Linked DNA regions of Homo sapiens: region 1 is linked to region 2. Evidence: read pairs that join two places in POLR2A ChIA-PET (ENCODE). Cell type or tissue: PC-9. All regions are shown on one strand. Each heading gives the region's core, and the rest is flanking DNA. Links, peaks and the distances in the headings are about the cores only. Region 1 overlaps CRACDL (CRACD like). Region 2 overlaps C2orf92 (chromosome 2 open reading frame 92).

What was found. Peaks named below come from ENCODE experiments on the same cell type or tissue, not always from the same donor. Only the 100,000 strongest peaks of a DNase experiment are listed, where the experiment ranks them.
Region 1: POLR2A ChIA-PET joins it to region 2 with 10 read pairs; 1 of 35 experiments calls an interaction of 5 or more read pairs at or near these places.

Annotation. Positions count from the first base shown.
Region 1 is chr2:98,863,537-98,874,686 of GRCh38, forward strand. All of the region lies in intron 1 of CRACDL (CRACD like), which reads right to left. Among named protein-coding and RNA genes, the nearest start is that of CRACDL, 67 kb to the right of the region's middle. RefSeq lists an enhancer at 5,974-6,581. In PC-9, for the core only: a CTCF peak has its summit at 6,354 (motif pointing left); DNase peaks (open chromatin) are centred at 3,335, 5,205, 5,865, 6,555 and 1 weaker place; H3K4me3 peaks cover 3,995 bases; H3K27ac peaks cover 5,606 bases.
Region 2 is chr2:97,686,246-97,697,395 of GRCh38, forward strand. C2orf92 (chromosome 2 open reading frame 92) reads left to right here. Exons shown (of 8, transcript NM_001351368.2): 4 at 2,650-2,748; 5 at 4,011-4,082. Among named protein-coding and RNA genes, the nearest start is that of ZAP70, 22 kb to the right of the region's middle. RefSeq lists enhancers at 1,714-2,913, 4,449-5,248. In PC-9, for the core only: no CTCF peak of the experiment used is centred there; DNase peaks (open chromatin) are centred at 2,336, 5,126 and 7,396; H3K27ac peaks cover 2,002 bases.

The DNA of each region.
Region 1 (11,150 bases), core at 2,079-10,078, 1.2 Mb after region 2:
GTTTTGTATTTTACGTGATTTAAGAGACTAGCACTTTTTTAAAAAAAGAGGTACAGGCTTTTAAAACCAACTTATGATGGTTCAATTTATGATTTTTGACTTTACAATGGTGCAAAAGTAATACCCAGTCAATAGAAACCATCCGTCTCTTGCAATGCTGGGCAGTGGCACCAAGTCTCCAGTCAGCTGTGCATTTTCAACTTAATGACATTTTCAATTTATGATGGGTATATCAGGACATAACCCCATCGTAAGTCAAGAAGCACCTGGAATTATTAGTCTCAAAACTAGATTCCACCTATATGAGGTACTCAGAGTAGTCAAAATCGTAGCATCAGAAAGTAAAATGGTGACTGCCAGGGGCTGAGGGAGAAGGGATTAGGAAGTTACTTTTTAATGCGTAGTGTTTCCATTTTGCAAGACCCCAAAAAGAGTTCTGGGGGTGGACAGTGATGATGACTGCACAACAATCTGAACGCACTTAATACCACTTAAAATGATTAAGATGGTAAGTTTTATGTTATGTGCATTTTACCACAACTAAAACGTGCACAAAAAAACCTGTACACCAATGTTCATAGCAGCATTATTTATATAATAATCAAAAAGTAGAAATAACCCAAATATCCATCTCTGGATAGATAGAATAAAAAACATGTTACATATATGTAATGAAATATTATCCATCAAGAAAAAGGAATAAAGTAATGATATATGCTACAATCTGGATGAATCTTGAACACATTAACCTAAGTGAAAGAAGGCAGCTACAAAAGGCCACATACTGCATGATTCCACTTACACGAAATGTCCAGACTAGGCAAATCCACAGAGACACAGAGTAGATTAGTGGTTGCAAAGAGGTGGGGAGAGGGATGCTGGGGAAACACAGGTAGAATGGGAGTGACTGCTAATGGGCACAAGGTTTCTTTCTGGGGAAATGGAAATGTTCTAAAATTAGATTGTGTTCCTTGGTGCACAACTCTTTAACAAAAACCCATTGATTGTACCCTTTTTTTTTTTTTTTTGAGACGGAGTCTCGTTCCATCACCCAGGTTTGAGTGCAGCGGCACGATCTCGGCTCACTGCAACCTCCGCCTCCTAGGTTCAAGCAATTCTCCTGCCCTAGCCTCTGGAGTAGCTGGGACTACAGGCAGCCACCACCATGCCTGGCTAATTTTTGCATTTTTAGTAGAGACGGGGTTTCACCATGCTGGCCAAGCTGGTTTTGAACTCCTGACCTCAGGTGATCCACAGGCCTTGGCCTCCCAAAGTGCTGGGATTACAGGCATGAACCACTGCGCCTGGCCTGATTATACATTTTAAACAGGTGAACTTTATGATATGTAACTAATATGTCATCAAAGCTGCGGAAAAAGGATGAAATAAAGACATTTTCAGAAAAGAAAAGTTGATACAATTTGTTTCCAGCAAACTCACACTGAAACAACTGTTACAGGAAGAGGGATGCAATCTCATGGAGAAGACTGGAGGTGCAGGCAGGAATAGGGGAAAACACAAACGTGGACAGACACAAACGTCAACAAGAGGAGGTGGTGGGCTGGACTCCAACCCAAGCCCTGTGCACACCAGCAGAATGCGTGCCTCAGCCCTGCTCTCCCTCCACCAATAGCACTCCGTTTCCTTCCAGCTTGGAGCCTTTGCAGATGTTGTTCCTTCTGCTTGAACTTGATGTTCCCTGCACATTCCACTTTGGTCTTACTCCTACTCATCCTTCAGATTTCAGCTTTCATTCCACTTCCGCAGGAAGACCAATCTGTCCCTTCAGGATGTGTCAAGACCTCCCGCGACATACTATGGGAGACCCTGTGCCTTTTGTTCACAAAACTTACCCATTTTACATGTATACATGTTTGTGTGATTCTTTGATCCATTTCCCCTTTACAGATTCACGCCTGGTTACATTCCCCATACTTTTAATCAATTTTTCCCTTTCCTGGGGAAAAAGATGAAAATAAATTATGACTTAACTATTGTTCTCTAGTGAGTCATGCCAAGATCTGCCTGTACCTTTTTTTAGAAAAATAAGTTTCACATTACTGAAGCAAATGGAATGTGAAATGCTTGCAGAGTTCCTGTGAGAAATCTCTGTTCAAAAATTGTGCCAGCTTGCTGCTTAATGATATTATTATCCTCAAAAGCAGAGGGACTTGACAGCTGTACCCACACCAAAGAGGCGTCAAGACCGGACCTCACTGCAGCCAACCCTTTCTCCCTGAAGGTGTCAAGAGGACTTTCTGCTTTTTTTTTTTTTTTTTTTGAGACGGAGTTTCGCTCTTGTTGCCCAGCCTAGAGTGCAGTGGCGCAACCTCAGCTCACTACAACCTCTGTCTCCTGGGTTCAAGTGATTCTCCTGCCTCAGCCTCCTGGGCAGCTGGGATTACAGGTGCCCACCACCGACCTCAGGTGATCCACTCACCTCTGCCTCCCACCTCCTGCTCTCTGAAGCTGTCATCCACTTGTGTGCAAAACCTTCTCTGTCCTCTTGTCAGAAAGGATAGCGAGGACAGAGAGACAGATCTGCTCTGACATATAAGAGAAAAGAAAGCAAAGAAATCTCATAATCAAAGGGCTGAAACTAGAGAATATTCAGATGCTAAATGACAGAGCTCTAAGTAAAGCAAGAAGGGCGAGTAAAGGAACTTGGCTGGTCAGATTTGAAGTATCTTATTGCCCTGTAGTTACTGTTTGTCTGATGTTTAAAAACTAAAGTAAGGCGTGGCCTAGAGAAAGCCCCTTTCTTGCTAAGTAGGTAAAACTGGAAGACTAACTCCATGAGGAGAGATAACATGTCACCAGCATAGAACAGCTGCATGGTAGTGCTCAATAAATATTGTTAAATGAATGAATGAATGAATGAGCAAATGATCCAGAGGCACTTAGCAGTAACACCTGATAGATGAAACAATCACTTCTTCTTTTTTTTTTTTTTTTTTTTTTTTTTTTTGAGACAGAGTTTCACTCTTGATGCCCAGGCTGGAGTACAATGGCATGATCTTGGCTCACTGCAACCTCCTCCTCCTGGGTTCAAGTGATTCTCCTGCCTCAGCCTCCTGAGTAGCCGGGATTACAGGCACGCACCACCACGCAGGCTAATTTTTTGTATTTTTTTTTTAATTAGAGACAGGGTTTCACCATGTTGGCCAGGCTGGTCTCGAACTCCTGACCTCAGGTGATCCCCCGCCTCAGCCTCCCAAAGTGCTGGGATTACAGGTGTGAGCCACCGTGACCAGCAGAATCACTTCTTAATGATCACCCAACACATTAATGCCTCAAGGACAGACTTCTTTCAAAATCTATGACTCAGCTAGACAATGTCACATTTCTTTAGCCTGAGTTCTTCTTGCCTAGTGTCTTCCTATAAACATCATCTACCCTATAGCCACACAGAGCTGAAGTCTGCTGGGCTTTGCAGACCCCTCGGTTTGGGAGTAAAGGAATATAGAAGCAGAGGAGGCCCCTGCTTAGAGGCCTGGTTTACTTCCCCAGGCTTCCCCTCAGCCGTGGGCAGGGCAGGGACAGTGAGGGCATCTAGAGAGAATGGCAGGCCACAACTTGCTGGGCTGCTTCTTTGCAAGAAAATACCATAGCTTCATTCCAACACTCAGTCAGCCATGAGATAAACAGCATAGTTTATAAGCATATAAATAGTATCTTATATAAACTACACTATTTTTTAGAAACTACCTACATAACAGTTGATTTAGTGGTATTCAGAGTCCCTATAAATGGACAAATTAACTAACTTAGCTAGGCATGCATACAGCTATCCAACACAGTGTATACTCTATATATGCACACATGAGCCTATGTTCACATGGGCCACCTAAGCCTGCACGAACACCCCTGAATACAATTCATGTCTTAGACTGCAAAGCATGACAGCTTTCATAACAGCGACCTGTTTACACATTCATTGAGGTGAATGTTTTCATATGAGATTTGAAAAACATTAGTTTAGACATTTTCAGGTCATTAGACTAAAAAAAAAACTATCAGAGACTTTTACAAAACCATTATTTCAAAAAGAGCTAAGCATCAGACTTCATAGCCTTATTTTAGAAATTCTATTTGCATAATTCTTGGGAAGATACAATATAAATTCACTCTAACGCTGAGGAGTGTCTTGCAAAGAGGCCATCTAACTTGGCAACGTTCAGTCTCTGAGTGAGAGCTATGACTCGTGCTGACTGCTGCACACATATGTGACGAACAGGACACCGAAGCCCTGGGCACAGTTTTGCAAGGGCTGGCTTATTTTTAACTTCATGAGTTTATTGAGGTAATATACTCCATTTTTCTATGCATATATCCCCAAAATACTGCTTCATTTATCTAGAACCCTACATTTATGACTGACATTTCTGCAGCACAGCAGATGTGGAGCTGAATTTGTTTTTGTTTTTGTTTTGTTTTTTCAGTAGGAAATAATGCTCCGAAGCCTATTACCAAGACATAACATCACCACTCTATCCTGGCCCATATAAAATGGGCAGAATCAGGCACTGAGGTTTCATTCTTAGTAAAAAGAGTTTTATGAAACAGTAACAATGATGATGACTTATATGCACAGGGTTTTACCCAGTACAAGGCCCTGTCTTCACAAGGAATCCTTGAGTTGTTGGGTTACTACTCCTTTGTAACAAACGAAAGTGAGGCTTTGAGGATGGACTGTCTGCCCCAACTCCCAGAGCACCCTCCAAGCCCTGCTGCCAGGCAGTGGGTGGGTCTTTCCAAAGAAGCAACAACAATTTCCCAAGACCGTTCGCCCAGCTCAAGTGATGTGCGGATATAACCATCACCTGTACTGACAGAGACTGCCCTACTGGGAATTTTCCATGTGGGGTATGAGAAACACAAATCTGTTTATTTATGCTAAGCAAATGAATTTTAATCAAGCCATAGCTCTATTTCCCTCTGCACCACGGTGCACAGAGTCAAAATGCACTGAGAGCCAAACACCTTCCAGGGATAAGGTCACCTACAGCAGGACAAGATGTCTCTGTGTAGGGCCCCTGGCTTTGGCTGTGCAGGAGCTCAGGCAGAGCGTCTCCCAAGGCTGTGGCTATCAGTTGAACACAAGTCCTTTGGTGCTGAGCTTTAGGTAGTGGCATAATTACAACATCCTTAAACTTTGACCTCTGCTGCCTTCCCTTCACTCAAAGCATATCAACTATGCCATGGAGATCCCAAGTGTAAACACGGTATGGTAAGAATGGCACACTCTGCTCACCCAGCCCTCCTCCCCTTTCCCTCTCCCTTTCTCTTTATGAATATGCGTGTGTGTCATAAAGGAAACAAAGAAAATCCTTATTTTGCTCCAGAATTTACACAACTCAAGGAGATAAAAAGTCTGTTAAGTAAGGAGGTCACAAACATTCTAGAACATAAGGTAACAGACGCTGCAGATTTATCCATAGGCCTCAGGGGATGGTGGCCACCCACGCCCCGGGAGTCACGGCCTGGCCTCCCCTCCCTCGCGACTCTCCCCCACCACCTCTTTGCTCTCAGAGGGCCCACCTGGGGTCAGGCCTGATGCACTGGTAAAAGGCAGCCATCCTCCTGAGTGTGCTGTGAGCCTCCAGCTCTCTCATCCTCCTGGAAGCTAGCAGCAGGGAGAAGAGTGGGCCTCCCTTTCCTCTGAGTGGCCTAGGGCCCACGGGTCACCACTGGTTGCTGATCAAGAGCCCTTGTCCCCATCTCTCACAGAAGTACCCGTGCGCCAGGAGGAAGTGGGGCTTCTGCCAAGCCCAGCCCTCCTGTGCCCCGTGAGCTCCTTGGGCGGGTGCACAGGCACACAGCAGAAAAGGCCGTCTAAGAAACGCAATGCACTTCCGCCTTCCACTCCAAGCCCTGAAGGCCGGGATGGGGGTGGCCTGGCTCTGTAGGGAGTTGGACTCGCCTCCCTGTGATTGGCATCCCCACTGAGTTGCTTGGGCTTTGTTGACTGTGCTCACCATGGAAGCAGGCAAAGGGCAATGGCAGGTGAGGCTGCATTCCCCATCTGAGGAAGGGCAGGGCCCAGGAAGAAAGAGGAATGCTGAGAAAATCGGAAACAGCTTCTGAGCCAGACACACCCAGGCCCAGGGCTCTCCTCTCTCATTCCAGCACCAAAACCACCCGGCCCCTCCTGCCTCGCCTTGATGTCCACTTGCTATCTCAGTGCGAGGGACCCTGTGGGAGGCACGCTCGTCTCTGCGCTGCACACTTGCTCCCCAGTTTCAGTTTTCTTTTTACTTTTCCTTAAAGGCCCATCGTGTTACCTCAGGTCCTTGATATGCTTTGTTAACTGCTTTCCTGGGGCCTTCCCAATGCTCCTTTACCAGGGACCTGCTTGCCCCACTCATTGTTGCACTGATGGGATTTCCAGCCCTCCCCCTGGAGCCCAAACCTGACAGGTGCAGGGGCCACACCCTCCCAAAAATCACCCACTGAGCCTGCCCAGCCGGCTCCCCAGCCACCCCACGTGACACAGCCACTTGCCCTGGTGGCTCCTATCTGATTACCTGCAGCTGCCACTTCAAAATAATAGACTCCTGCAACTGGCATCACAATGCCACCTGACTCAAGTTCCTCCCAAGTCTGATGGCTTGCCAACTGCAACCGGTACAGTCAGCAGTTTCCAGGCAATATCTGGAGTGTTGACAGAGGGCTCTGGGTGGCAGGTGCGATTCTATGTTAGTAAAACTCAGGAACAGGCAGCAGCAAGGGCAACTTCTGAAGATGGTTCTGAAAAAGCCCTAGTTTGCTTTTCTGTTTTCCAAATGGCAACTGTATATAGAATTCTACTCAAATGGCCTACAATTTAATTTTAAAGCACAACGAATACATTTGATGATGACAGAAGAAAGCAGTGAGTTCAGAGGAGAGCTCAGATGATAATCACGCAGTGCGCTGAAGGTAGTTTATATACATTTGCCCTTTGTGCAGCCCACTGTGCTCCTGCCAACGACTTGGCCTTCTCCCAGGGAGAGGGCCAATTAGCTGGTGGAGAGTCCCCTGTATCCTGGGAGGTGGTGCAGGGGCCCCTGCAGCAGAATGGATTATTGAAGGGACAGGGACTGGGCCCCAGGGCTGAGGTCTCTAAGGACTGTCCCAGCCAGCAGCACTCTGCCCAGCAACACGAGCTGGCCAAATCCCACAAGGCCCACAGTGGCAATTCCACCCCATTCGGTGGGCCGGGTTGAGCATGCAGCTTGCCTCTGCTGCTTGCTTTCGCCTGCTCTGGGCATGTGACCTGCCCTCTGTCAGTAGTAGGGCCCCCTCAGGAGCCTCTTCAGCACTCTGTCCCCGTGGAAGCCCAGCATACAGGTCATGCCCAGCACAGAGTGGCCCAATGCCCGAACAAGACATCACTCCACACTGAGACAAAGTCCCCGAAGGGAGGCGCTGTCACATCGTGTGAATGCCCAGGGACCGCGAGATTCGCGAAGAGCAGGGGTAGCAAGACACCTGCAGGCCTTGACACCTCTCACTGCCCCTCCACCGCCTCCCAGCATGCTCTCCACAGCACGGTGCACACATGTTACCTCTCTGCTCAAATTTCAGGAGCAGAAAATTTCAGTTTTCTTTCTTTGCCCTTCTTTGCTGTGCCCAAGCCATACGTTCCCTGAGACATCAGAGAACCAAACGAAAAGGTCAGTGACACCCATGTGCATCTATTAGAATAGAATTTATAAACTGCAACAGAAAATATCTTATGCAAGGACATCTAAGGACTTTGTGATAGGACCTCCTTAGGCCCTGGGCTCATTTTCATTCAGAGGGAAGGAAATGAACATTTATTAAGCACATCTCAGGCCTCATTTAAGGCTCACAACCAGCTATGAGTTAAATGGTCCATTGCTTTTTTTGCAGGTGAGGAAATAGAGGGCCTGAGCAGCTAAGCAACCAGTCCGAGATGACTGAGGCAGTCAGTGGAATGTCCGACCCTGAAATCAAGGCCTGTGCCTCCGCAAGTGTGAGCTCTTCCCCATGATGGCAGCTGCCTCCCAAGAAACCCTGGCAAGGGTCTGAGTGACCAAGCAAGCTACATCCTTTCTGGGCTGGAATCTGGCAGCATGTATCAAAACCTGCTGCTCTAGTAATTTCACTTCTGGGGAATTTGTCCTAAGGAGATAACCCAGCATTCTTATAACAGTGTCCTGGAAACATCCTGAAGGCTCACCAGTAGGAGACATAGGCAGACCAGACACAGCAGCAGGACACAGTCATATGAGGGATGTTATCCAGTCACTAGAAATCATGATACAGGAAAATATTCAGTGACGTGGGACAATACCCACCATACATTGCAATGGGGGGAAAATCAGCTATGACAGACTGCTAAGAGTATGCAATAGCAAAGTCAGGGAATCAACCTGAGTGTCCATCAACAAATGACTGGATAAAGAAAATGTGGTGCATGTACACCACGGAATATTACACCGCCATAAAAAAGAATGAAATCATGTCCTTTCCAGCAACACAGATGGAGCTGGGGGCATTATCCTAAGTGAAACAACTCAGAATCAGAAAATCCAATACCAGGCTGGACGTGGTGGCTCATGCCTGTAATCCCAGCACTTTGGGAGGCCGAGGTGGGTGGATTACTTGAGATCAGGAGTTCAAGACCAGCCTGGCCAACACCGTCTCCACTAAAAATACAAAAATTAGCCGGGCGTGGTGGCACATGCCTGTAATCCCAGCTACTAGGGAGGCTGAGGCAAGAGAATTGCTTGAACCCTGGAGGAGGAGGTTGCAGTGAGCTGAGATCGCACCACTGCACTCCAGTCTGGGTGACAGAGTGAGACTCTGTCTCAAAAGAAAAGAAAAGACCACATGTTCTCACTTATAAGTGGGAGCTAAACAAGGAGTACACATGGAGATAAAGATGGAAACAATAGACAATGGGGACTTCAAAAGGGGGAGGGTGGAAAATTATTTATTGGGTACAATGTGGACTATTTGGGTGATGGGAACACTAGAAGCCCAAACCTCGCCATTATATTATAAAATATATCCATGCAAAAAACCTGCACTTGTACCCCCAGAGTAAAAAAATTAAAACTAAATAAAATAAAAGTGAGAATGTATCCCCGTCATTTGAAGAGCTTGCTCATCAGGATTTTGCTTCAGTAAGCCTGGGCTGCAGCCCGAGATGCTTGCATTTCTAACAAGCTCCCAGGTGATGCTGACGATGCTGCCCGTGGACCTTCCTTTGATGAGTATGACGTGTACAAAATGATGTATGCAGTAAGAACCCGTTTTTATTTTCGTAAAGCTCTTAGTGCACAGAATAAATAAAGGAAGGATCACAAAATGATGTGAACTGACGTTATCTGTGGGTCATGGAATGATGTTCATTTTAAACTGTCTCGTGCTTTTTCACGCTTCCTAAGTTTTCTGACTTCGCATGCATTTTGTTCATAATTAGAAGAAGCTCCAATAGTTTCTTTTAAAGACAAGGCAGTGTGATGTAAATAGACTGGGATTTGGGGCCGAGGATTTGGAGTTAAGTTACTTCCCTCTCTGAGGCTCAGTTTCCTAACTTGGAAACCTCATACCTCAGCGGTTGTGAGAATTGAAGCAGATCCTACGTGTAAGTTTCTATGCAGTGCCTAGCACACAGAAGGAACCCTCGATGTCAGGACCTACCTTCTCCACTGCTGGGAACAAGATCTCATGTCTATGAGGGGCAATTTCTGTCTTTTTCACAAAGTACTTTTGCACCGGCTCCCTTGTTTGTCTCCACATCATCTCTGTGACAGAGGCAGGAAGAGAAGCTATCGCTGTAGAACTTGAGAGCAACCAAGCTGCCCAAGGCCACAAGGCAAGTCAGCACGGGTGCCTAGAACCTCTGTCCCCAGAACACAGCTTCCCTTCTGGGCTCCACTACCTCTAATGTAGCAATGCACAACCCACACACAGGGACCACAGTGGCTGAGCTCTGACCCCAGGGTGGGAACAGATCCACTGCTGAACTGGCCTGGGACAGGGATACAGAACTGGAGTCCCTCTGGGCCTGCCAGGAAATAGGCGAGAGGATCCCCCACATGATGTGCCACTTAGCCCACCGCCCCTCTAAGAGGAACCCTCACCCACTCATGGGGATTTACAAACATTACAACGTGCTTTTCCTCACGGAATATTTTGAACATCTAGTCTGTTGAAATAACTCCACAATTGGCTGGGCGTGGTGGCTCATGCCTGGAATCCCAGCACTTTGGGAAGCCAAGGGAGGCAGATCACCTGAGGTCAGGAATTCCAGACCAGCCTGGCCAACATGGAGAAACCCCATCTCTACTAAAAATACAAAAATTAGTTGGGCGTGGTGGCACATGCCTGTAATCCCAGCTACTCAGGTGGCTGAGGTACAACAATTGCTTGAACCCAGGAGGCAGAGGTTGCAGTGAGCTGAGATTGTGCCACTGCACTCCAGCCTGGGTGACTGAGTGAGACTCTGTCTCAAAAATAAAAAAAAGAAATAATTCCGCAAGACAAGTTTGCTACTGGTAAGTTCTTTTCAGCTGCAAAGGCAGTCAACCAATTATAGCCCCAAAGCCCAATTGAGCACTTAAATTACTTAGATCTATTGTTAACAATGATCAGAAACGAGTTAGGTAACTTCAGAATCTTCCCTTTGCTGTGTGTTGTTCAGGGTGAACTTTTATAAGTGGTACCTGCCACAGATACGTTCTTTTCTCGCTTAATACCCCAAAGTGATGCTATATAGAACCCAACAGCCATCATAGATTACATTGATCCCTGATCAAAATCGAAACAGGAAACCGCAGCTGCAGCTCATGTTGCCCCCCTGATGGTTTCTCACAGTTCCTTCCAGGTGGACATGGCTCTGTGGGAACACCAGAGTGAAACCTGAGGGCTATGCCCTAGCCGGGAGTCAGGAGGCTCCGCACGGGCTGCTGGGCAGAATCATTGCACCTTGCGCCTCGTGGGGCCAGTCTCCCTCCGCATGCCTGGATGCACCCCTCCCAGTGTCCAGGAGGCAAAGAATAGTCATTGGAGAACTTGTTCTTAAAGATGGGACCTGTGTGGTGACCTCCTCCACGGCCTCCAAAAATCCACACTGTGGAACAACAAGGGACTGCAGAATCTCTGGAAGGTTTTTGGGCAAGGAATGGTGACAG
Region 2 (11,150 bases), core at 1,649-9,648:
TGTGATAACCATATTAACCTCTTAATGAGGGCACAATTTCCATGACCCAAACACCTCCATTAGGCCCTACCTCCTAACATGACGACCACATTGGGAATCAAATTTCCAGCACCTGAAATTTGAGGACACATTTAAATCATAGCAATGGGTGTAGAGTTTCTGTTTCAGTCGATTTTTTTTTTTCTTTTTTCTGAGATGGAGTCTTGCCCTGTCACCCAGGCTGGAGTGCAATGGCGCGATATCAGCTCACTGCAACCCCTGCCTCCCCGGTTCAAGCGATTCTCTTGCCTCAGCCTCCCGCGTAGCTGGGATTACATGCATGAGCTACCATGCCCCGCTAATTTTTTGTATCTTTAATAGAGATGGGGTTTCACCATGTTGGCCAGGCTGGTCTCGAACTCCTGACTCATGATCTGCCCACCTCGGCCTCCCAAAGTGTTGGGATTACAGGCATGAGCCACCGTGCCTGGCCCTGTTTCAGTTGATTTAAAAGTTCTGGAAGCCGAGCGCCTCAGTCCCAGCACTTTGGGAGGCCAAGGCAAGTGAATTGCTTGAGGTCAGAAGTTCAAGACCAGCCTGGCCAACGTGGTGAAACCCTGTCTCTACTAAAAATTAAAAAAAAATTAGCTGGGTGTGGTGGCGTGAACCTGTAGTCCCAGCTAGTTGGGAGACTGAGGTGGGAGGATCATTTGAGCCTGGCAGGCACAGGTTACAGTGAGCTGAGACTGCACCACTGCACTCCAGCCTGGAGTTCTGGAAATAAACAGTGGTGATGTTTACACAACACTGTGAATGTTTTGAATACCCTTAATTGTACACTTAAATAGAGTAAAAATGGGCCAGGCATGGTGGCTCATGCCTGTAATTTCAACACTTTGCAAGGCTGAGGTGGGAGGATCACTTGAGGCCAGGAGTTCCAGACCAGCCTAGGCAACATAGCAAGACCCTGTTTCTATAAAAAATTAAAAAATTAGCCGGATGTGTGGTGACACATGCCTGTAGTCTCAGCTACTCAGGAGGCTGAGGCGGGAGGATTGCTTGAGGCCAAGAGTTTAAGGCTGCAGTGAGCTATGATTACACCACTGCAGTTCAGCTTGGGTGACACAGCGAGACTTTGTCTCTAAATAAATAGCAGAAATGGAAATTTTATGTTAAGTGTATTTTACCACCACCACCACCACCACAACAAAGCAAAGCCAAGGCCCAAGGAAGTCCTCTTTAGCAGAGAGCTGAGATGGAGAAAAGGGTTCTGAACCACAGCTGTCTGCTGAAGGAAGCTGTCCAAAGGCCAGTGAAGTCTCTCCTGAGGGTGCCTGGGCTGTGCATCAGGAGTGAAGGTTGAGGGTCACCTTAGGTGTGAGAAGGAGCAACTGGGAGAGTGGCGCTGATGCTTCCCCCCGGGTTAGGAGGCATTTGGATCACAGAGCGATGCCTGTTCATTCCTGCTTGCAAGGGAGCAGATCTCTCGACACCCGATGGGCCTCTATTCCGTTCCGGCAGCTGTCCGTGTCAGGAGCGCTGGGCTTGCTCCTCCCCACGGGAGCCATCACAGAGGCCTCGGGCAGTCTGCATAGACAACTGCCTGGCAGGTGACCAGGAGGGGATGCATGAGCAGATGCAGGTAGCACTTGCAGTCCCCCTAGCTGTGCCCTCAGCACCTGCTGTCTAGGAGGCAGAAGCCTTGTTCTCGGCCTTGCAGGTGACCCCAGTGTCTCTGAATTCGGCCCCATATGTGTAGGAGGGGAGTGATTGCATCTGAAGATGGGAGTCTGGTTGGGGGTTTGGGAAGCTCCCATCACCCCTCAAGAGTCCACTGACCAGCCCAGCTCACACCAGGTGGGCCTTGGCATTGGAGGCCACGGCTCAACTCTGCAGTTCCCTCTGGGCAGCATTTCCAGGGACTCGTAGGTCAGCATGGTCATCAAGGACAGGTGGTGAGAGCAGCTCCTCATTGTCCTGGTGACCCCAATGGTTCATTTTCTGGTGTCTCTGTGGTGAGCTCCTGTTACATCAAGCGAGTGGAAACCACCGAGGACCAACAGCCCTGGAAATACACGGAGAATAAATATAGGATGAGTGGGCTTTGTGAGGGCTGTTTTCTGTGACTTAGCAAGGAAAGCCTAGAGGGGAAGGTAAAACTGCTTCTTCCCAGGGAAGCCAGAAGCCTGAGAACTTAAAAGGGAAGGAGAACTTAATGTATTTCAAAAATGTAACCCTCATGAATTAGCAACAGTTTTATAAAGAAAGAGCTTTCTGAGCTTTTAGAATCTGTTCTGATTCATCTGTGCCCTCACAAACTTTACCCTATTTTTATGAGTCATCTTGCGAACAGCCTCAAAGGTGCATCAGAATGACAACAGAAACCAGAAGAGTTATTAGGGCACTAAGTATCAGGAGATCTGGGGCCATATATCTTTAGCGGGCAGTGTTTACTGCCCAGGATGTCTCAGACATCACAATTTTCCGGAAATGATTTAGGTAATTGGAGTTTTCCTTCCCAAGACAAGGCATTTTAGGGAATAACGTCCCATATCTGTGGCGTTTGCGTCATGTATTCACTGTATTCATAGACTGCTTTAGGTACTTAGAGAGCAAAATATATCAATCCTGCGTTGCTGTATTAACATGCCTTTGTTTGCTCCACTGGAGATGAAATTCTACTGCAGGTGTTTCCAAAGTTTCCGTATGACCCATCATTTAACGAAGCAACAGCAGTCAGATCCATTACAAAGACAGACATGAGAAAAGGCAAGTGTATGTCATTAACATAATAAGTGCACACATTTCTATAGGCCTATGTGTTGTCTTAAATGTGCTATACTATCATACTAGCAGTCTTTAAACCAACTACTGGTGGGGCAAAGCCAAATTGAGATATGAAGGAAACAACTGTCTGAAATCCTCTCTATAACCTTCCACTCACTATGGAATCTGTGCTCCAAAGTGTGAATATCCCTGTATTTTGGGGTGATCCTTGATGTGCAGTGTTAGGCAGGTTCTGCCACCCTGGAGGCATTCAGAGGACAGAAACCTGATCTGCAAGTGGGGTTCCCCACTCCCGACAACAGGAGCCCCCAGCAGCATCCTAACTTTCAACCCAACACACGAATCCTTCTAAGTGCACAACGTGGTTTGAGAGAATTAGTGCAGTCATTAATACCCCATTCAGTGGATGATAAAACAAGACCAAAAAATGACTTACCTTAAGCACACCCATAGAAATGACACATGTGAAGAACACACTGTTTCCCCAAAGCAGCTTCATATTATGGGAAAAATTTAGCACTTTGGGAATTAAGATAGGTATTTGCTCACAGTAATAAGGATAGAATAGTGTATTGGAAATCTGCCAGCCGTGGGTACAAGTGCCCCAGGCAGGGAGGGGGAATGGGCACTGTGTTGGTATTCTGCAGACAGATGTTTGCACCCCAATTCCTGAGGGTAGTTTCCCTGAGGGTAGCCCAGGACAACTGCCTGGGCACCTCTGCAATCGGCAGTGAGGCGGCACCACTGTCTACATCAAGGCATTCACTTTCAAACACACATTTTGCTCACACAAGTTGAGTTCTATATTAGCATTTCAACTTAAAAATGGAAAACAAGCCAGGCGCGGTGGCTCACACCTGTAATCCCAGCACTTTGGGAGGCCGAGGTGGGCAGATCACTTGAGGTCAGGAGTTCGAGACCAGCCTGACCAACATGGCGAAACCCTGTCTCTACTAAAAATACAAAAAAATTAGCCAGCCATGGTGGCTCATGCCTGTAGTCCCAGCTACTTGGGAGGCTGAGACATGAGCATCACTTGGACCTGGGAGGCGGAGGTTGCCGTGAGCCGAGATCTTGCCACTGCACTCCAGCCTGGGTGACTGCGAGACTCTGTCTCAAAAGACAAAAAAAAACCACAAAAAAACCAAAAAATGGAATACAAAATATGGGCCCAAGGTGCTTGCAAATGTGTACTGATGAATACCCTTTTTCTTATTGTTTTTTATTCATGTGTCTTATCAAAGGAACCAGCATTGCTTGGAATTCTCCTAAACCAGAATATTTCCTTGGCAGTGTGGACAAAATTCCTGATAAAGGTAAATGCAAATGCATAAAATTGGAATTGGGGGTTGGTAAGTCATTGTTCTTTTTCCTCTTTTTTTTTTTTGAGACGGAGTCTCACTCTGTTGCCCAGGCTGGAGTACAGCGGTGCAGTCTCGGCTCACTGCAAACTCTGCCTCCCAGGTTCACGCCATTCTCCTGCCTCAGCCTCCCAAGTAGCTGTGACTATGGGGGCCCGCTACCACGCCTGGCTAATTTTTTGTATTTTTTAGTAGAGACAGGGTTTCACCGTGTTAGCCAGTATGGTCTCGATCTCCTGACCTCGTGATCCACCTGCCTTGGCCTCCCAAAGTGCTGGGATGACAGGTGTGAGCCACCGGGCCTGGCCCCTCCTTTTCCTTTTACCTGACCTGAGTTCAGAGCTGAGGGTCTGGCAGATGGTGCTCAGACTCTCTTGTAGAGAGTACAAGAGAGTACTTGTTTTTTTTTTTTTGTTTTTTTTTTTGAGACAGAGTCTCACTCTGTTGCCCAGGCTGGAGTACAGTGGCACCATCTCAGCTCACTGCAAACTCTGTCTCCTGGGTTCAAGCAGTTCTCTGCCTCAGCCTCCCAAGTAGCTGGGACTACAGACGCACACCACCACACCCAGCTAATTTTTGTATTTTTAGTAGAGACGGGGTTTCACCATGTTGGCCAGGCAGGTCTTGAACTCCTGACCTCGTGATCCGCCTGCCTCGGCCTCCCAAAGTGCTGGGATTACAGGTGTGAGCCACCGCACCTGGCCACAAGAGAGTACTTGTACTTGGCTGTACAACGTGTGTGCTTCACCCTGAATTATGAAGAGTTCCCTAATCAATGGTAAGGTTTAGGATACCCATGGTTTCCCCAAATCCCACCCTGTGCGAGTCTGCTTCTGTGATATGTACAGCATGGAGGAGCAGATCAGAATGTTTATTCTCTGCAGGCAGACGGATGCCAGCCAGGAGGGACAGAGAGCTAGCCGCAGACACCTGGTGCCTCCTCCCAAACTGACCTGGGCAGGTCCTTCCCCCGCTGGGGTGGTGGGGCTGGGCAGTGGCTGAGCACATTCCTGAGGTGCTGCCCCGGAGGAATTCTCCCCTCCTCCTCAGGAGTGTGGGAAAGCGCTGCCTCCAGCTAGGAGCAGAGGCTCATCTGAGCTATCTGATCATGCTGGAGGGAGATTGGCTCCACAGACAGGATGAGCAGCTAGAATCCATGAAGCATTTCTCCCCTAGAAAGACTTAAAAGATTTAAAAGAAAAAAACCAGGCCAAATAGGTCACTGTCCAAGCTGGTAAATATGTGGTCTTTCCTGGGTGCAGGATTATGAACCTGGCCAGGAGTTCCCGGGCCGCACCATGCATCAGCCGGAGGTCAGGGTGGGGAATGGGAAGAGCTTATTAAAAATCCTTATTCCTGGCTGGGTGATGTAGCTCCCCTGTAGTCAGGAGTTCAAGACCAGCTACTCAGGAGGCTGAGGCAGGAGAATCGCTTGAACCCAGGAGGCAGAGGTTGCAGCGAGCTGAGATCGCGCCACTGCACTCCAGCCTGGGCAACAAGAGCGAAACTCCGTGCTGGGATTACAGGCATGAGCCACCGCGCCTGAAAATAGTGTGTTTTAATGTCTTGTCGGACTAGTTCCCCTTTTGCAGTTTTTGTTTTTTCATTGTTTTCCTGGCTATTTTTGCATGTTTGTTTTTCCATGTGAACTTTAACATCAACTTGTCTAACTTCATCAAAAGGCTATGGTATTCTGATTGGCATTGCATCAAATTTATACTACAATATTCACTGTGGGAAAACAGATGTTAGGTCATCCTATGCTAGAAATGGGAATGCCTTTCCAGTTCTTCAAGTTTATTTTCACTGTGTGTTAAAGTTTTCCTTACATAGATTTTTACATGTATCTTCTTAAGTTTATTCCTAAGTCACTTAATTTTCTGTGTTGCTATTGTAAGAGAGGGGGTTTCTCTATCATTATACTCTCTACCTACTTAATGTTTGGGTATAGGAAGGCTTGATTTTTATATATTAATTTTATGTCCTATTGCCTTGTTCAATTCTACGTATACTGTTATAGAGATAGTTTTACTTCTTTTTTTTTTTTTTTTTTTTGAGATGGAGTCTCACACTGTTGCCCAGGCTGGAGTGCAGTGGCATGATCTCAGCTCACTGCAACCTCCTCCTCCCAGGTTCAAGTGATCCTCCTGCCTCAGCCTCCCAAGTAGCTGGGACTACAAGCACATGCCACCATGCCCAGTTAATTTTTGAATTTTTATTAGAGACAGGGTTTCACCATGTTGGCCAGGCTGGCCTCCAACTCCTGACCTCAGGTGATCTGCCCGCCTTGGCCTCCCAAAGTGCTGGGATTACAGGCATGAGCCACCATGCCCAGCCAGTTTTACATCTTTACCTATTGTTATGCCTCTACCTGATTTATTTATCATGTTTAATTGCATTGCTAATACCTCTAGGATAATCTTGAATGGTTGCTGGAGATACAGTGGGCATCCTGCTTTGTTCTTGCTCTTGGAGAAATGCCTCTTGAGTTTCCTGATTAAGAGTCTGGTTATAGGACTAATATGAATGAGAGATTATCTGTATATCTAGCCTTCCATCTACACACATACATGTAAATATGTATGCATACATATATTTATACTGAGAATGAGAATATATCTGTCCAAAAGATACTTTTTGGGTATTTTTTTCTGTTTCTGTGAGTTGTGTTACTTTAGATATCTCATGTAAGTTGAATCATACAGTATTTGTCTTTTTGTGGTTGGTTTAGTTCATGTAGTATAATGTTCTCAAGGTTAATGCATGTTGTAGCATATGACAGAATTTCCTTTCTTTTTAAGGCTGAATAATATTCTATTGTATATATATACCATCTTTTCTTTATCCATTTATCTGTTGTTGGACACTTGGGTTGCTCTCACATCTTGGCTATTGTAAATAATGCTGCAATGAATATAGGTATGCAAATATCTCCAAGATCCTGTTTTCAATTCTTTAGGATATGTATCCAGAAGTGGGATTGTGGGGTCATATGGTAAATCTATCTTTAATTTTTTGAGGAACCTCCATATTGTTTCCATAGCAGCTACACTGTTTTACAATCCCACCAATATGTGCAAGAGTTCCCATTTCTTCACATCCTTGTTAACATTTGTTATTACATATTTAAAAAATCAAGAATGGGTGCTGAATTTTTGGAACTAATCATATGATTCTTTTCCTTAAGTCTATTAAGATTATATATATGATAATAATGAATTTCCTAATATCAAACCAACCTTACATTCCTAGAATAAATTCTACTTGGTCATAGTGAGGCTTGGAGAGTCCAGTCACTGCTCAGGAATCTTGGGCCTGGGCCCAGCTTTTTCTCTGCTTCAGCACATCTGTGCTGTCACTCAGAGTGGCAGGGGATTGGAAGGAGCCTTGGGGTTCCTTTAGCCACCAAGAAAGCAGCAGGTCTTTGTATAGATATGTAGACTGAGCCATGATTTATAACTTTTAATTATTGATACATATGATAGGTGTTTCTCCATTTGTATTCTTTTTCAATTTTTAAAAATTATTATACAATACACATAATATGAAGTTTACCATCTTAACCATTTTTAAGGGCACAGTTCAGTGGTATTAAATACATTCATAATGTTGTGCAACCATCACCAGCATTCATCTCCAGAACTCTTTTCATCTTATAAAACCAAAACTCTATACTCATTAAATAATAACCATCCATTCCTCCATCTCAGCATCCCCTGGCAACCACCGTTCTACTTTCTGTATGATTTTGACTATAAATATCTCACGTAAGTGCAATCATACAGTATTTTGTTACTGACATTTCATTTTGCATAATGTCCTCAAGGTTCATCCATGTTGTGGCATATTTCAAAATGTCCTTTCTTTCTTTCTTTCTTTTTTTTTTTTTTGAGACAGAGCCTCACTCTATCGCCCAGGCTGCAGTGGCGCGATCTTGGCTCACTGCAACCTCCTCCTCCTGGGTTCATGCCATTCTCCTGTCTCAGTCTCCCCAGTAGCTGGGACTACAGGGACTACAGGCACCCGCCACCACGCCCGGCTAATTTTTTTTTTTTTTTTTTGTATTTTTAATAGAGATGGGGTTTCACTGTGTTAGCCAGGATGGTCTCGATCTCCTGACCTCATGATCCGCCCGCCTCGGCCTCCCAAAGTGCTGGGATTACAGGCGTGAACCACCATGCCCGGCCCAGAATGTCCTTTCTTTTCGAAGCGGAGTAATATTCCATTGTATGTATCTACCATGTTTTGTTTACTTACTTATCCCTTGATGGATATTTGGGTTGTTTCCACATTTTAGCCTTGTGAATAATCCTGTTATGAACGTGGATGTACAAATAATTCTTTGAGACCCTGCTTTCAGGTATTTTGGGTATATACTCAGAAGTGAGATTGCTGGATGATATGATTTTGGTTTTAATTTTCTGAGGAAACGCCATGCTGTTTCCCATCATGGCGGTACCATTTGCATTCCTACCAACAGCACACAAGGGTTCCAGTTTCTCCACATCCTCGCCAATTCCCTAATGATTAGTGATGTTGAGCATCTTTTCAAGTACTATTGGCCATTTGTATATCTTCTTTGGAAAAATATCTATTCAAGTTCTTTGCCCATTTTTGAATCAGTTGTTTGTATTTTTGTATATTGTTGGGTGTCAGGAGTTCTCTCTATAGTCTGAGTATCATTCCCTTATCAGATAAACAATTTGCAAATGTTTTTTCCCATCCTGGGTGGGGTACCTTTTTATTCTGTTGACACTGTCTTTTGATGCGCAAAATTTTAAAATTTGCATACAGTCCAATTTGTCTGTTTTTTCTTTGGTGGCCTGTGCCTTTGGTATCAAACCCAAGAAATAATTTCCAAATCCAATGTCATGAAGTTTCTGCTCTATGTTTTTCTCTAAACGTTTTTATAGTTTTAGGTATTACATTTAGGTCTTTGGTCCATTGTGAGTTAATTTTTGTTTATGGTGTTGGATAAGGCTCTAACTTTATTCTTTCGCATATGATATCCTGTTTTCCTAGTACCATTTGTTAACCTATTAAAATTCTTGTGCTGGTTTTTTGCAAATGTTAGGTGTGGTCTGCCCAGGAATGTATATTACAGTGCCAAGATACCTCAGCCCCTGAATAATGTATCTTCACCCTTGAATAAAAAATGCCCCTGAATAATTTACCTTCACCCCTGAATAATCATTGTTTAAGTAAAATTAAATGATATGCTTGAGGAATAGAAAGCCTACTATCTAGCTTGATCTTTTGATTTCTAAAACTGTTTCTTCAGTCAATTGCTTTAACATAATTTTACTTTCAAATCTTTATTTTTCCTTCAGGAGAAGCCAGGACAACATTTTTTCTTTTATTTTCTTTCTTTTCTTTTCTTTTCTTTTCTTTTTCTTTGAGATGGAATCTCACTCTGTCATCCAGGCTGGAGTGCGGTGGCGCAATCTTGGCTCATTGCAACCTCCACCTCCCAAATTCAAGCAATTCTCCTGTCTCAGCCTCCTGAGTAGCTGGGACTACAGGCACGCACCACCATGCCCGGCAGTCTTGCCTAGCAAGACAGGTTTAGCAGGGTAGTTCTGGCTCAGAGTCCCCCATGAGGTTGCAGTCAAGATTCTTCCAGATTCATTCTCTCACTCAAGACCTAACTACTGATCTGTCCTACCCAGTGGGAAGCACTGTGCTGGAAGCTAGAGAGCTCAGTGAGGCATTCTTGTCCTCCAAGAGCTCACAGCTCTTAGGAGAGTCAATCTAATCGGTAAATAACTATTAGATATAAACATGCTAACATTGAAGGTCTTTAAAAAGTGCTTACGTTGTAATCGCACGGAGTTCTGGGAGAACAAGAGGCTGATCTCCTTGATAGGGTTTTTCCAAGTAGGAAGAGTGAGGGAAGAAGAGGGCTGAGAAGAACTGTAGGCAGTGACAAAGCTCACGTCTGCCAGCTGAGGGGGCTGATCAGATCCATCTTCAGAGGGTGGGAGCTGCTCTCAGGCTACTCTGCAGGGACAGTAAATTCCAGACCACACTGTCTGCACCTCCTCCTTGGCAGTAGTGACCATTCAAAAAAAAAAGAAAAAAAGGCTGGGTGTGGTGGCTCACGCCTGTAATCCCAGCACTTGGGAGGCCGAGGCAGGTGGATCACCTGAGGTCAGGAGTTCGAGATTAGCCTGGCCAACATGGTGAAACCTCATCTCTACTAAAAATACAAATATTAGCTGGGTGTGCTGGCGTATCCCTGTAATCCCAGCTACTTGGGAGGCTGAGGCAGGAAAATTGCTTGAACCCAGGAGGTGGAGGTTGCGGTGAGCCGAGATGGGGCCACTACACTCCAGCCTGGGGGACAGAGACTCCGTCTCAAAAACAAAAAACAAAAAACAAAAAAACCAATGGTCGAAAACATCTCGATAGGAGGAGGAGTGGGGAAATGACCATTCTGGGAAGTGAAGTGTCTTTTAAAAGGTGTGCCCAGGTCTGTGGACAGCAGCTGTAGCTACTGATGATCATAGGTCCACTGAATGGAACATAGCATCAGTCCTAGCAATAACATGCTATTAACATGTAATCAAAGGCTCACGTCAATGTTAGAGTCTCCAAAACATAGAGAATCATGAAGATGAAAGACTTCAACTTTTTCTTGAGCACAAAGTCAGAGTTTCTTGGTTCTGCACTCCTTTAAGAAGGTTTTTACCAAGCCCAGCACATGCTTGATTGGCAGCTTGGGTTGAGCCTACACCATGGAAGGACGGGAGAATTGCTCTTGTAATGGGTGGCTGCTCCTGTCATAGTTAGTAGTTCTAAAGTTGGAAAGAAATCTGGAAATGAAACTGTGTTGGTCAAAAATTTGATAATTGTGCTTATTTTTTCCCACAAAAAAATAATCCAAGAAATGATCAAACACAAACCATCAAACATAAAAGACGCCTTCAGATTCTTCAAAGAACCTTAGGTAAATGAAAACTTACGTCCATACTGACGATAAGAATAGGCAGTGGCTCTTGCCTCTGGTAGAGAAAGAGAGTG